Regions from separate parts of the Homo sapiens genome. Here region 2 is linked to region 1. The links are chromatin contacts, found by Hi-C in ENCODE. All regions are on one chromosome and are shown on one strand. The core of a region is the stretch at or near the end of the contact, and the rest is flanking DNA. Distances in the headings are between cores, read along the strand shown.

What was found. Hi-C counts contacts between places; a loop is a spot of excess contacts on that map. Pooled maps may share reads with other maps.
Region 2: a map of mammary epithelial cell shows a loop between it and region 1 (12-fold over the local background). The contact joins the promoter of ITFG1-AS1 here to the enhancer-like site in region 1. A Hi-C loop is called at or near these places in 4 of 168 maps with a recorded cell type or tissue (Caco-2, IMR-90, chondrocyte and 1 more), 18 of 37 single-sample maps with no recorded cell type and 13 of 50 pooled maps.

What each region holds. Positions count from the first base shown.
Region 1 is chr16:46,855,204-46,861,599 of GRCh38, forward strand. No RefSeq gene overlaps it. Among named protein-coding and RNA genes, the nearest start is that of GPT2, 26 kb to the right of the region's middle. RefSeq lists an enhancer at 4,714-5,008. Within about 2 kb of position 2,262, at least 4 of the 41 ENCODE cell types and tissues checked have a DNase peak (open chromatin) inside an H3K27ac peak, as active enhancers do.
Region 2 is chr16:47,141,293-47,147,688 of GRCh38, forward strand. It overlaps ITFG1-AS1 (ITFG1 antisense RNA 1), which reads left to right and starts at 2,776. Exons shown (of 4, transcript NR_110904.1): 1 at 2,776-3,202. NETO2 (neuropilin and tolloid like 2) reads right to left here and starts at 2,653. Exons shown (of 9, transcript NM_018092.5): 1 at 2,287-2,653. The coding sequence starts at 2,320. RefSeq lists silencers at 657-746, 757-806, 1,634-1,783, 1,954-2,793, 2,854-3,183.

The DNA of each region.
Region 1 (6,396 bases), core at 1,012-3,511:
CCTAAATTAATCACATGGGAGGAGCCCTGGTAGATGACATACTCAATTTGGCTAGGTCAAGTGCCCATTATTAGAAAGAGGGGTAGGTCAGGATGAGAATGAGGGAGGCTTGGATCCTCCAAAAATCAGGGTCCTGCCACCTGGAGAAGACACAAGACAAACCAATTCATCGATGCCCACGATGACCAGAGAGCGAGTTTCCATCCCCCTCCCACTCACTTTCATCAGTTTACTCATTCGGTACACTTCAGGACGTCCTGAAAGCACTTCCAGCCCTCCCTCTCCCTTCTTCCCAGATAAAAGTCCTGCTTATCCAATCTCTGGGCGCTCCTATCAGACAGTCTCCTAACATTCTGTTTTTTTCCTTCAAAGCATTCTGTTTTTTCCCTTTATCAGTTCAAGATAATATTGTGATATGTGTGATTATTAACCTAGTGTGTAACTTTCCACTAGACCATAAACTTCAAAGGGACAAGGTCTTGGTGTCCCCAGACCCTCATACAGTAACTGGCACATAGAGGGTATTCAGGAAATGTACATTTGTTCATTCATTTGATAATTGTCTATTAGAAACTGAGGAAAATAAGTTCAATCTGACATAGTCCCTTTCTGGCCTCTACCTTAATGATGGAGGCAGACTAGTAAATCAATGATCACTGTCCAGTTGCAATGCTTTCTCCAAGAATGGTGAACTCAAGGGAGCCTGGGGAAGGAATATCAAAATCAGAGGGCTCCAACAGTGTTTCCCAGCAGAGTCATGACATTGGCCTAACTTTAGAAAAATGAGAAGGCATTAGAGAGATGAAGGAGAGGAAGAAGATTCCCTCTGAAGCGTATTCGAAAACATGGACATGTAACATAGCCTGATGTATTCTGGTGGGACTTGATGACCTTAGTCTCATTGTATTAACTCTCTAGAACAGGAAGTAACTATCTAGGAACTAGGTCCTTTAGATAAGCCAATGCCTTTTTTAAAACAGTAGAAAATAAAGGGGCAGACTGGGCTTGGTGGCTCACACCTGTAATCCCAGCACTTTGGGAGGCTGAGGTGTGAGCATTCCTTGAGGCCAGGAGATTGAGACCAGCCTGGGCAACACAGCAAGACCCCATCTCTTTAAATTTTTTTTTTAATTAGCTGGACATGTTGGCATGTGCCTGTAGTCCCAGCTACTTCAAAGGCTGAAGCAGGAGGACTACTTGAGCCTAAGAGTTTGAGGCTGCAGTGAGCTATGATCACATGGCTGCACTTCAGCCTGGTGACAGAGTGAGGCCCTGCCTAAAAAAACAACAGTAACAACAACAGAAAGGAGATTTATCAAAAGTAGTTTTTTTTTTCTTCTTTTCTTTTCTTTTTTTTTTTTTTTTAAGATAGAGTCTCACTCTGTCACCCAGGCTGGAGCACAATGGCACGATCTCGGCTCACTGCAACCTCCACCTCCCAGGTTCAAGTGATTCTCCTGCCTCAGCCTCCTGAGTAGCTGGGACTACAGGCGCACGACACCACACCTGGCTAATTTTTGTATTTTTAGTAGAGACAGGGTTTCACTATGTTGGCCAGGCTGGTCTCGAACTCCTGACCTTGTGATCCGCCCACCTCGGCCTCCCAAAGTGCTGGGATTACAGACGTGAGCCACTGCGCCCGGCCAAAAGTAGAATGTTTGTGGAAAAAGACTGGATACATAGCTGGGCGCGGTGGCTCACGCCTGTAATCCCAGCACTTTGGGAGGCTGAAGCGGGTGGATAACCTGAAGTCGGGAGTTCGAGACCAGCCTGACCAATATGGTGAAACCCCGTCTCTATTAAAAATACAAAAATTAGCCGTGCATGGTGGCCGGCGCCTGTAGTCCCAGCTACTCTCAGGAGGCTGAGGCAGGAGAATTGCTTGAACCTGGGAGGCGGAGGTTGCAGTGAGCCGAGATCGTGCCACTGCGCTCCAGCCTGGGAGACAGAGCGAGACTCCGTCTCAAAAAAAAAAAAAAAGACTGGATACAAAGAATATGGAGACAGTCTCTGATGATATCAGTGCCTGGTAGTAGGACCTTAGTAAACATGCAAATGCCTGGATAAAAGTAATTGGCATCGATATGGTTTGCTTTAAGCAGAGAACAAGCCAGCCAGGGATCTAGCCCATTAAGAATTCAAGCAGACTCCTAAAGGCACACAAAAGAAATAAAGGGTAAAAGAAATCACTTTAAAACAGGAAGATTTATATAACCCTGTCTGTGTAGAAGAAAAATGTTCCCAGTTTCGCATGCCATTCGCTGCCAGGATCTGAGATTGTTACTAAGAAAGAGATGGGAGGAGGGTGTTGAGGGAAATAAGATGCCAGGCCAGGACACAGGCACAGAGAATTTGACATTTAGGGTTTGAAAAGACCTGGAACAGAAGCCTCTTTTGCTTTTAAGGCTTCTCTTAATTGCCACATTTGAGGCCTGGGATTTATGAAGAAAGCACTTTTCAAAAGGACAATTTACACTTCATTATAGAGAAAGTTCAAGTGCAGTCCCCAATTTCCCCTCTAGTTGCAATCCTGAGCCATTTGTGGAGCAGCTGTGTCAAGTGGGGAGGAGAGCTATAAATGGTTTATAAATCAGTGCACGACGTCACAGATGGAAGCAGTTGCTGCTGCACCGGCTGGCAGCGAAATTGTGAATCAGTCTAAAGTTCTAGAACAATGTGAATCAAACCTCACAGTGAAATGCCCTTAATGGTATTCAACAGCTATGCCCTCACCCCCAGACCAGCCTCAAGGCAAACCACAACAGCCATGCCCTCACCCCCAGACCAGCCTCAAAGCAAACTACACCCCAGTGTGTGTGGGGGCCAAGGAGACTTTTACTTCACCCTTGGAAGGTTCACTGAAAAATCAGCTCACAAAAGGTAGGTTAATTGGAGAAGAAGCATGACATGTATACACAGGAGACTTCCAAATGAAGACCCAAAGATGCAGGGGAAGTTGTCCATTTTTGCGCTTAGATTCGACAAAGTCTGGACAGCCATGTAGAAATAGGATTGGGCAAAAAGGGTCTGCGCTAACGCTCGCTAATAGACAGAGTGGGGAAACCCAGCAAGATCTGTCGGTCTGGATTCTTCTTGGCCTCTCCAAGCAGCATTCCTTCCCTCTAGGTATGGGGCAGGATCCTCTTTCCAATAGGGATCTTATGACCTACAGTCAAACAGGGTAGGCCAGTTTTTTCACAGAATATTTTTAGGTTTTATGGCTGGCTTGGGGGAAAAAGGGTTTTGGTGTCTATGATCTGCCTTGAGGAAGAGGGATTCTAGTTTCTATAACTAGTTCCTGGGGAGAATGGGCCTAAAAGACAGGAGGGCAGAAGGTCAGTGAAAACCTTTAGCCTCTGAGGCTGCTTCTGCAGCCTTCGTCTTGGGGTATCATTTTCTGAGCTCCAACACATGCAAAGGGGTGATATCTGGAAGTTGCTCATTGCAGACTAAGATGGGTAAACTGATGAAAGGAGTCACTTCAAGCCACAGCATCACTGTCCTAGGCCAAAGGAACACTGCCCTTTGTTGAAAACTTGCTGCATTAGGAATTTCCCCTATTCTCTCCTAAGGATCATGAAATCTCAATAATGGCAAAGATATCTAGATCTTGTTGCATGCCAGTCAGAGTTCTAAGTATTTTATATATATTAAATCAATTTTATGTCAATAATTTTATGAAGGTGAGGCCATTATCTCCCATTGTACAGGTGAGGAAACTGAGGCACAGAGATTGGTAACTTACCCAAGGTCACATACCCTAAATGGTAAAGCCATTGTTAGAACCAAGGTGGTTTGGCACCACAGTACACACCCTCAACCACTGTGACATGCTGCCTCTTGGCACCGCAGTACACACTTTCAACCACTGTGACATGCTGCCTCTTTTTGTTATTGTCGTTAATTCAATTTTTTAAAAAATTGAGGCGGGGGCTAGAAGCGGTGGCTTATGCCTGTAATCCCAGCACTTCGGGAGGCCAAGGTGGGCATATCACTTGAGGTCAGGAGTTCAAGACCAGCCTGGCCAACATGGCAAAACCCCATCTCTACTAAAAAATACAAAAATTAGCTGGGTGCGGTGGTGGGTGCCTGTAATCCCAGCTACTCAGGAGGCTGAGGCAGGAGAATCGCTTGAACTGGGAGATGGAGGTTGCAGTGAGCTGAGATCGCGCCACTGCACTCCAGCCTGGGCGAAAGAACGACACTCTCCCTTAAAAAAAAAAAAAATGAGATGGGGTCTTGCTACATTGCCTAGGCTGGTCTCAACTCCTGGGCTCAAGAAATCCTCCCACTTCTACCTTCCAAAGTGCTGGGATTACAGGTGTGAACCACCATGCCTGGCCCTGTGTGTGTGTGTGAGACAGGGTCTCACTGTCGCCCAGGCTGGAGTACAGTGGTGCAATCTCGGCTCACTGAAACCTCTCCCTCCTGGGTTCAAGTAATTCTTGTGCCTCAGCCTCCCGAGTAGCTGGGATTACAGGTTCCTGCCACCACGCCCAGCTGATTTTTGTATTTTTAGTACAGACGGGGTTTCACCTTGTTGGCCAGGCTGGTCTTGAACTCCTGACCTCAGATGATCCGCAAGCCTTGGCCTCCCAAAGTGCTGGGATTATAGGTGTGAGTCACTGTGCCCTGCCCTTTTTTTTTTTTTTCAAATTGAGGCTGCTGCCTTTCAGAGGGGGTGCCATCTGAGCTATGCTGAGCTATCCCTTGTCACATCCCCCCTCCCTTCCTCTTCATTCAAGGAATTCTGATGAGGCTGCCATCTTCATTGGTAACCAGCAGTGGAGACTTTGACTAGGTATGAGCCAGTCGGACATCAGCCTTGCCCTGACCTCAGTGATGTGGGCGGGACCCAGGCTGGGGCTGTGATGCAGTGAGAACCAGTGAGTCACGATGAGACTTTTCCTGAGGCCTCTGAAGTTCTCTGTTCTCTGCTGATTTTGGATGGCAGGGAGTTCAGCAAGGATCTACTGGAGCCCTTTCACTACATGAGGGGAAGCTGCCTGAAGGGAAGTCGACAAAAACAGAGAAAATAGCAAAAAGGGGACCTGGGCTGCAGACCAGGACCCACAGCAGTGACTGGGGCATCACCAAGAGCACATAGTGTTGGACTCATGTCACATAATATAAATGGGCCCTGAGACTGGGAAGGGCAATATTGCCATCACCTCATTTGAATCCTGAATCCAGCCACTCCTGAAGTGTCAAATACCTCCACACTCCATGAGCCAATGTATATGTTTTTAAAAGGCAATATGAGTGGGGTTTTCTGCCACTTGAATAATAATGCATCCTAATCAAAACAATCTCAATGAGCCTAGCAAAAACCGAGCCAGAAAGCCCATTAGTTACCAATGCTGGGATGGAACAGTAAGTCTGTCAGTCAAAAATGAAACTGTGAATCAAGGTCCTCACCATGCTAAACAACAGAGAAAGAGCCAGGAACATGTTTCTAAAATCCTCAACCATTCTCAAGCTTTACATTTTTGTACAAATGGAGAATGGCAACAGCACAGATAATCCCTCACAACTGCATTAAAGGATTCACTTTCATGATTGCATTTCACTCTGGTTAATGTTAAAATGACTATGTCCCATCCTCAGCAGACTCCGGTGCATGGTCCTCAGCCCTGCTGAGATGGCATTTAAGTCAGCCAGGCATCCAAAGGGAACCCAGAGACAAGGGGACTTTAGCCTCATCTATGTGTTCATCTCTTATGAAGGAAGGTCATATAATTGAAAGTTATCTTTAAAAAGTTGAAGTCAGGGGCTGGGCATGGTGGCTCACGCTTGTAAATCCCAGCACTTTTGGGAGACCGAGATGGGAAGATCACTTGAGCTCCGGAGTTCAAGACCAGAGGCTTGGCAAAATAATGAGACCACATCTCTACAAACATGAAAAATAAAAAAATTATCCAGGTGTGGTGGCGTGTGCCTGTAATCCCAGCTACTCAGGAGGCTGAGGCAGGAGGATCACTTGAACCCAGAGGTCAAGGCTGCAGTGAGTTGTGATCACACCACTGCACTCTAGCCTGGACAACACAATGAGACCCTGTCTCAAAATTAAAAATAAAAATAGGCCAAGCATGCTGGCTCACACCTGTAATCCCAGCACTTTGGGAGGCCGAGACAGGCGGATCATCCGAGGTCAGCAGTTCAAGACCAGCCTGACCAACACAGAGAAACCCCGTCTCTACTAAAAACAAAAAAAATTAGCCAGGCATGATGACATATGCCTATAATCCCAGCTACTCAAGAGGCTGAGGTAGGGGAATCACTTGAACCCAGGAGGCAGAGGTTGCGGTGAGCCAAGATCACACCATTGCGCTCCAGCCTGGGCAACAAGAGCTAAACTCCATCTCAAAAATAAATAAATAAATAAATAATAAAAAT
Region 2 (6,396 bases), core at 1,526-4,025, 290 kb after region 1:
GAACCTCTTTGATGTTAAAGCAATTCACTTTATAGGATAAAAGGAAAACTTCTTCATGCCTTGGGGCACACAATGAGTAGTTTGTAATGGGAAAGGCCAGTATCTTTTTAAAGGCAACTTTTTAAAATTAAAATATTGATTTTTAAATAAATTATACATGCGTTTGGTAAAAAAAAAAAACAAAAACAAAATCAAGTGATACAAATGGGTGTGCAGTGAAACCAGTCTTCCCTTCATTCCTGTCTTTTAATCCCCTAGATTTCCGTATTAGAATCAACTACTGTTAACAATTTATTGAATCTTTCCAGACCAGTTATTGGCATTTACAAGTTGATACCACAGACGACTTTAAAAATAACTTGCTTTCTCTCTAGGAAGCCGCCACCAATAGCAGCAACAACAATAATAATTCAGCTTGAGCTTTAAAAATACTCCAGCATGTAAAAATAGTGTAGGCTAACACTGAAAAAAGAAAAGCCAGACACTATATTGTTTTCACCGTAGCTCTGCCATCACCAGAATCCTTTCCTGAAAGGTACAACACTCAACGCTTCACCACGATGGCCAGAGAGGGCAGTGTGCACCCACGGGAAAGGCAAAGGCAGAAACGCTGCAAATCCCTTCACCATTGGAGGAGGCGCTACCAGCCCCTACCCTATCCAGCTCGATTTTATCAAGTTCTGCAGGTAAAGCGGTGTGACAGATCTACGCGATTTCATCCGGGGGTGCTCTCGGATGCACGGTCAGTAGCATGCTGACAACCTTACCGTAGTGAGGGCGCAATCCGACAACGGCAGAAAATTCAGATAAGCAACACGATCAGAAATCCTAGTGTGCATACGGTTTATCACGAAAGAGTAAAAACATTCCTTTCCCAGGAATGACTGTAAAAATTAGGAGTTAGAGATATGAAAGCCACAGGATGAATTTCAGAGTTGTTTTCAATTGTAATAAAGAAATCACTACGGATTTACGGTTTGTGAAATATTCATCAGCTAGAAAGTCCTAGGTTACCTTAGTACAAGCTGTAGATACGTTTACAGTGGGGTAGTTAAACGTTTCGAATTACTGAAATCTCAATTACGAATTTAGGAATATGTGGAGAGTAGACAATGTGTCCAATTAAAATCAAAAGCAAAATTACACTGAACTTTCTAATAAAACAAATTTGAAAAAAGTGCTGTTAGGGAGCAGGAAAAAAGTCACTCTACAAATATTAAGATACAGTGCTGAGTTATACATAACACCGTTAATAATGCCTCAGCCGTACCCTCGAAATTTTTAAAAAAAGAACATGTTACGACATTACAAACACGTCAGCTTTCAATTTAAATCAGCAGGGGGAAAAAGGGAAGTCCTTTACTGAGTGGTGGTGCTGTTTTCCCTCTGGAAATTGAAAAGACGATTTATTCAGTCCGAGTTTCAGGAGCAACTTTGTATCCCAATCCTAATTATCTATGTATATAAATTTTCATCTAAATTACCACCTCCTGGGAAATGCAAAGCCGGTGGAGTAGGTTTTAGAGCTCTGTGCTCTGGACAAGCCAACTGTTTTAATTCCCAGTACAACAAATTAGTAAGAACCGAACACCAGCGGCGGGGAATTCTGAGACCTCTGGCGGAGCGCGAGGAGCGCCGCGTCCCGGGAAGCACCCGAGCAGCAGCGCTCCCCGGGGGCCGGGACAAGCCGGGTCCGCGGCGCCCGCGCGCCGCCCCCGGAGCCCGCAGTGGTGCCGCAGCCTCCGTGGCCGCAGCAGGTGGGACCCGGCTGGCCCAGCAGGCCCCGTTCCCCGCCGCGAGGTGCAGGCGCCGCGGGGCTATTCGAAAACCACTGCACGACGTCACGGCCGCGGCTTTTATTGTTCTCGTGGAATTACTTTTTGCCATCACATCTGGAGAAAGAGCGGCCTCCGCTCCACGACAGGAATCTCACAACTTTGCAAAGGGATGCGCGGAATTCTACGGAAGCGGCGCGAGGGCGCAGCCCGGAGGGCCCTGCTGGGCCCAGGGGCCTCCTGGCCGCCTTCCCGACCCGATCCCTCTTCCCACACGCGCCCCGCGAACGTCGGCCGGACTCGCAGGGGTCGGAAGCGGCGCGCCCGGAGAGCCGGCGGAGCCGGGCAGGGCTCGCGCCCCGCGGTCCGCTCCGAGTAGCCGCGAGCCCCGCCAGACAAAGAGGCGCGTCGGGTCCCGGGCGCGGGTAAGGGACGCAGAGGCGCGGGCAGGGCGGCGCGCCAGCCTCGGCCCGCAGGGGGCGCCGTCCGTGGCCCCAGCCCCGGTCCTTACCTTTGAGGACCGAGCAGAGCCGCTCCAGGGCCATGTTCCCGAGCTGCCCGGCGCTTCGCGAAGGGCTGAGGTAGCGGCGGCGGTGGCTCGGCGCTCACGGCTCGGCGCGGCGGCGACGGCCCCACTCCGTCCCCATCGCCGGCCAGCAGCTGCCTCCCCGCTCCCCTGAGGAGAGCTCAGGTCCTGCGGCCCGCCATGCCCGAGCCCCACAGTGGGCTCCCGCGCGGCCCGAGCACCCCGACGGGCGCCGCCTCCTGCTCCGCGGCGCCCCGTCCCATCGACCGCCCGAGGGCCGAGGAGTGCGGACGCGCGGCGCGGGACCGGCAGGCAGCTCCGCCCGCGGCCCCGGCGCGGGATCCACTGAAGTGGCGGGCGCGGGGCGCCCAGGCTCATTTAAGGAGGGAGCGCGAGCGCCGCGTGCCGGCTGCGCCGCCTGTGCGCATGTGCCCGCCCCGCCCCGCCCCGCGCCGCGCCTCGCGCGCCCGCCGCGGCCTCGCGCCGTGGGACGGCGTCGCTCCCCGCCGGCTGCCGTTAGGGCTGGGAGCCGGCTGGGCGCGGGGGTAGTGAGGGTGCCTCTCGCCGTGGCTGCGCGGCGGCCTCGTCCGAGAGGCCGGCGCCGGGGCAGTGACCGGCCCGTGCCCAGCCGCCGCGCAGGGCGCCCGGGGCAGCTGGCCGAGCCCTCGATGCCTCCCGTCTGACGGAGGCGCCCGGGAAGCGCCGCCCACCTCGGCCCCGCACCCTCGCCGGCCTGCCGGGTCTCCGCCAGCCCTAGCAGACAGAGAGGGGCGCCGGTCCCTAGTCCCCCAGACCTCCATTCAAGGTCAAAACTTTGCCCAGCTCAGCCTTGCTCGACCCTGGGCAGGGAAGCGCGGACATCGGCAGAGGGAGCCCGAGGCTCTCCGTGCCCTTCGCGCCGGTGAGTTCCCGACCCGCGGCGCTGCCGGCGTTTCCCTAGCGCCCGCCAGGTTGACAGGCACTTTAGTACCAACTCCTCAGACTCCCCCTCATGAAGTAGGTTTTAGGGGATTGGAAAGTCGAGGCCAGAGAGGTGAAGCCCTTCGTCCAGAGCCGCGTAGCGAATGAGCGGCAGGGCTGTGCACCTCCCCCGGGGCTGCCCTCCTAGCAGCTAACCACTACGCTGGGCAGCTTCGCCAGCTGATGGGAGTCTCCAGGTCTGCCAACAACTGCCTGGCTGTTGGTGGTATTCATGATCCTGCTTTATTTTCTCCACAGCGGTTATCACACTGATATGACCTTCCTCATTTATTTATTTGTTCATCCTTTATATCTCCCTCACCCTCACACCATTAAAATATCAGCTGCTTGCAGGCAGGCCGACTGCATTCATTTTTTTCACTCCACACATACGTATTGGGTGTTAATTATGTGCAGAAGACAATGATTGGTGCTGGAGATAACAACCGTGATCAAGGCCTTACCATAATAGAATATTTATGCCTGTCTCTGCGTGTAGTAGGAACTCTGTAAACGTTTGTCTAACCAATTGTAGCTAAAGACAATGTCAGGCAACTGAAACATTTTTCAGGTGTTAAGCTCTTCTCTCTCACTTTGTATTCCTTCAAGAAAGGTACAAAAGCATAAATAATTCATGAGATTTACAAAGGAAAAACATACTTAACACCAATTAATATCGAGGTGTTTCACCCTTTGCCATGTGCTGTGAATGGGGGCATAAAAGATGGGTAAGTTTGGGTTCCTAAAGGTAACCACCTACTACAGTTAAGATCGCACACGAGAACCAATTAGGAAATAAAACATTTAAGAACTTTTTCCCACGGATATGAAAAGGTGGCTCACGCATGTAATCCCAGAACTTTGGGAGGCTGAGGCAGGCGGGTCACCCGAGGTCAGAGGTTTAAGACCAGCCTGGCCGACATGGTGAAACCCCATCTCTACTAAAAATACAAAAATTAGCTGGGCGTGGTGGCACGCGCCTGTAGTCCCAGCTACTAGGGAGGCTGAGGCAGGAGAATCGCTTGAACTGCACTCCAGCTTGGGCAACAGCGAGACTCCGTCTCAAATAATAATAATGATGTAGCATATTAGTAGAATAGGAGAGTAAGAAGACAATATTAAGTATAGGTTACAGACAACAGTGAACCAAAAAAATTTGAGAGGAAGGGGCTCTCAAATTAACATAATAGTTTCTTAATGTGAAGTTGTTGACTGAAGGAAAAATCTGCGTGTCATGTCATCAGAGAAGACTTCCTGAAGGAGGTGACACACAAACCATGGAAATGCTTGGGGTGGCGAGAGGAGAGGAGGCAGAAGAAGAGCTCAGCAGGCAGGGAGCAGGATGAGCCTGGAACGTGGGGCAAGTGTTGTGTTTGGTATAAAGAGGTTGGACATGGTGGGCTTTGATTATGGAGATAGGTGCTCAAATGCTAGTTAGGTAAATGATTACTTTTAATAGTGCAGTAATGGAGTTCTGGGAAGATTTCATCTGGCAGTTGAGGTTGTAATAAAAGGGGAGAGATTAGAGCAACCACAAGAATTCCAAAAGTAGATCTGTAATACTTCTACGTTTACTTTAGAAGCTCTTACTTGTATTATTTTGATTAAACCTAAAAAATCTTTTTTCCTCTAGAATGTTGGCTTGGGAGTAGATTCCAATTGGGAATGTTCATTTTGTGGCTCCCTTTTAAGACACCTATCTTTTTTAGATGTGCTGGTGGAATCGTCTGCAGTCGATTTTTCGAGGAATGTAGGAAAGCACAGATCATAGCTGAGACTACTGTGTGGCCATATGTTAGCCAAATCAAAAGGGAAGCGTTTTCATATCTCTCACTTGGGTTCTGTATTTGAATTATTATTTTCCTGGAAGATCACCCAGTAGCACCCAGTCTGTTCCCAGATTACCTGGCAGTTTCCAGGTGACTGAGGGCTCGGCTTTCCTTGCATCCTGCCAGTCTCCCAGGCATCCATTCAGGCTCTCCAACTCCTCACAATCATTCCTATAGTTTGAACTGGGTTTTCTCTGACCAAGTCCCATGTAGTACTTGAATGGTATTGCATGGCATTTACTTGTTACTAGAATGAACCTTGTTTTTTTTTTTGAGACGGAGTCTCACTCTGTCACCCAGGCTGGAGTGCAATGGCTCACTGCAACCTCCGCCTCCCAGGTTCAAGCGATTCTCCTGCCTCAGCCTCCCTTGTAGCTGGGATTACAGGCGCCTGCCATTATGCCCGGCTAATTTTTTTTTTTTGTATTTTTAGTAGAAACGGGGTTTCACCATGTTGGTCAGGCTGATCTCGAACTCCCGACCTCAGGTAATCTGCCTGCCTCGGCCTCCCAAAGTGCTGGGATTACAGGTGTGAGCCACCACGCCCGGCTGAATGAACCATTTTTTAAAAGGAAGCATTTTATTGTCAATATTTATACACTTAACAGATTTTTGTTGTGTCTCTGTTTTGCTATTGTTTGGGAGTGTTAACATTTTATTACATGACAGCCGAGGAAAGCAGGTTGTTGCGTTTGGAGATTGTTACTTACTGTCTGTGTCCCCTCCTAGTTCATATGTTGAAGCCCTAACGTACAGTGTGGCTGTATTTGAAGAGGAGGGCCTTGAGGGAAGTAATTAAGGTTAAATGAGGCCGTATGGGTGGGTCCCTGATCTGAAAGAAATAGTGTCCTGATGGGAAGAGATATCAGAGAGCCTGCTGTCTCTTCATGCACAGGCACCAGGAAAGGCCATGTGAGGACACAGCAAGAAGGCAGTCATCTGCAAGCCAGGAAGAGCATCCTCATCAGAAACTGAATTGGCTCCTGCCTTGATCTGAGACTTTAGCCTCCAGAACTGTGAGGAAGTATGTCTGTTGTTTCAGCTACCCAGTCTATGGTATTTTGTTGTGGCAGGCTGAACCAGCTAATACAGAGATTATAACTAAGGAAGGTAGAGGAATTTAAAAAGAACCAAACTTTTATGTGCAGAAACTATTTGTAGTAAAATATAATATGGATCTTTACAGGGTGCAAATATGGCTACAGCAATGGTGACATTTAGTGAAAAACAATCAGGTGGGTTCTCAGTATATGAAGATTTCAGTGTTTATTACACAACTGTAGGGTTTTTTTTAGGGAAGGAAGAG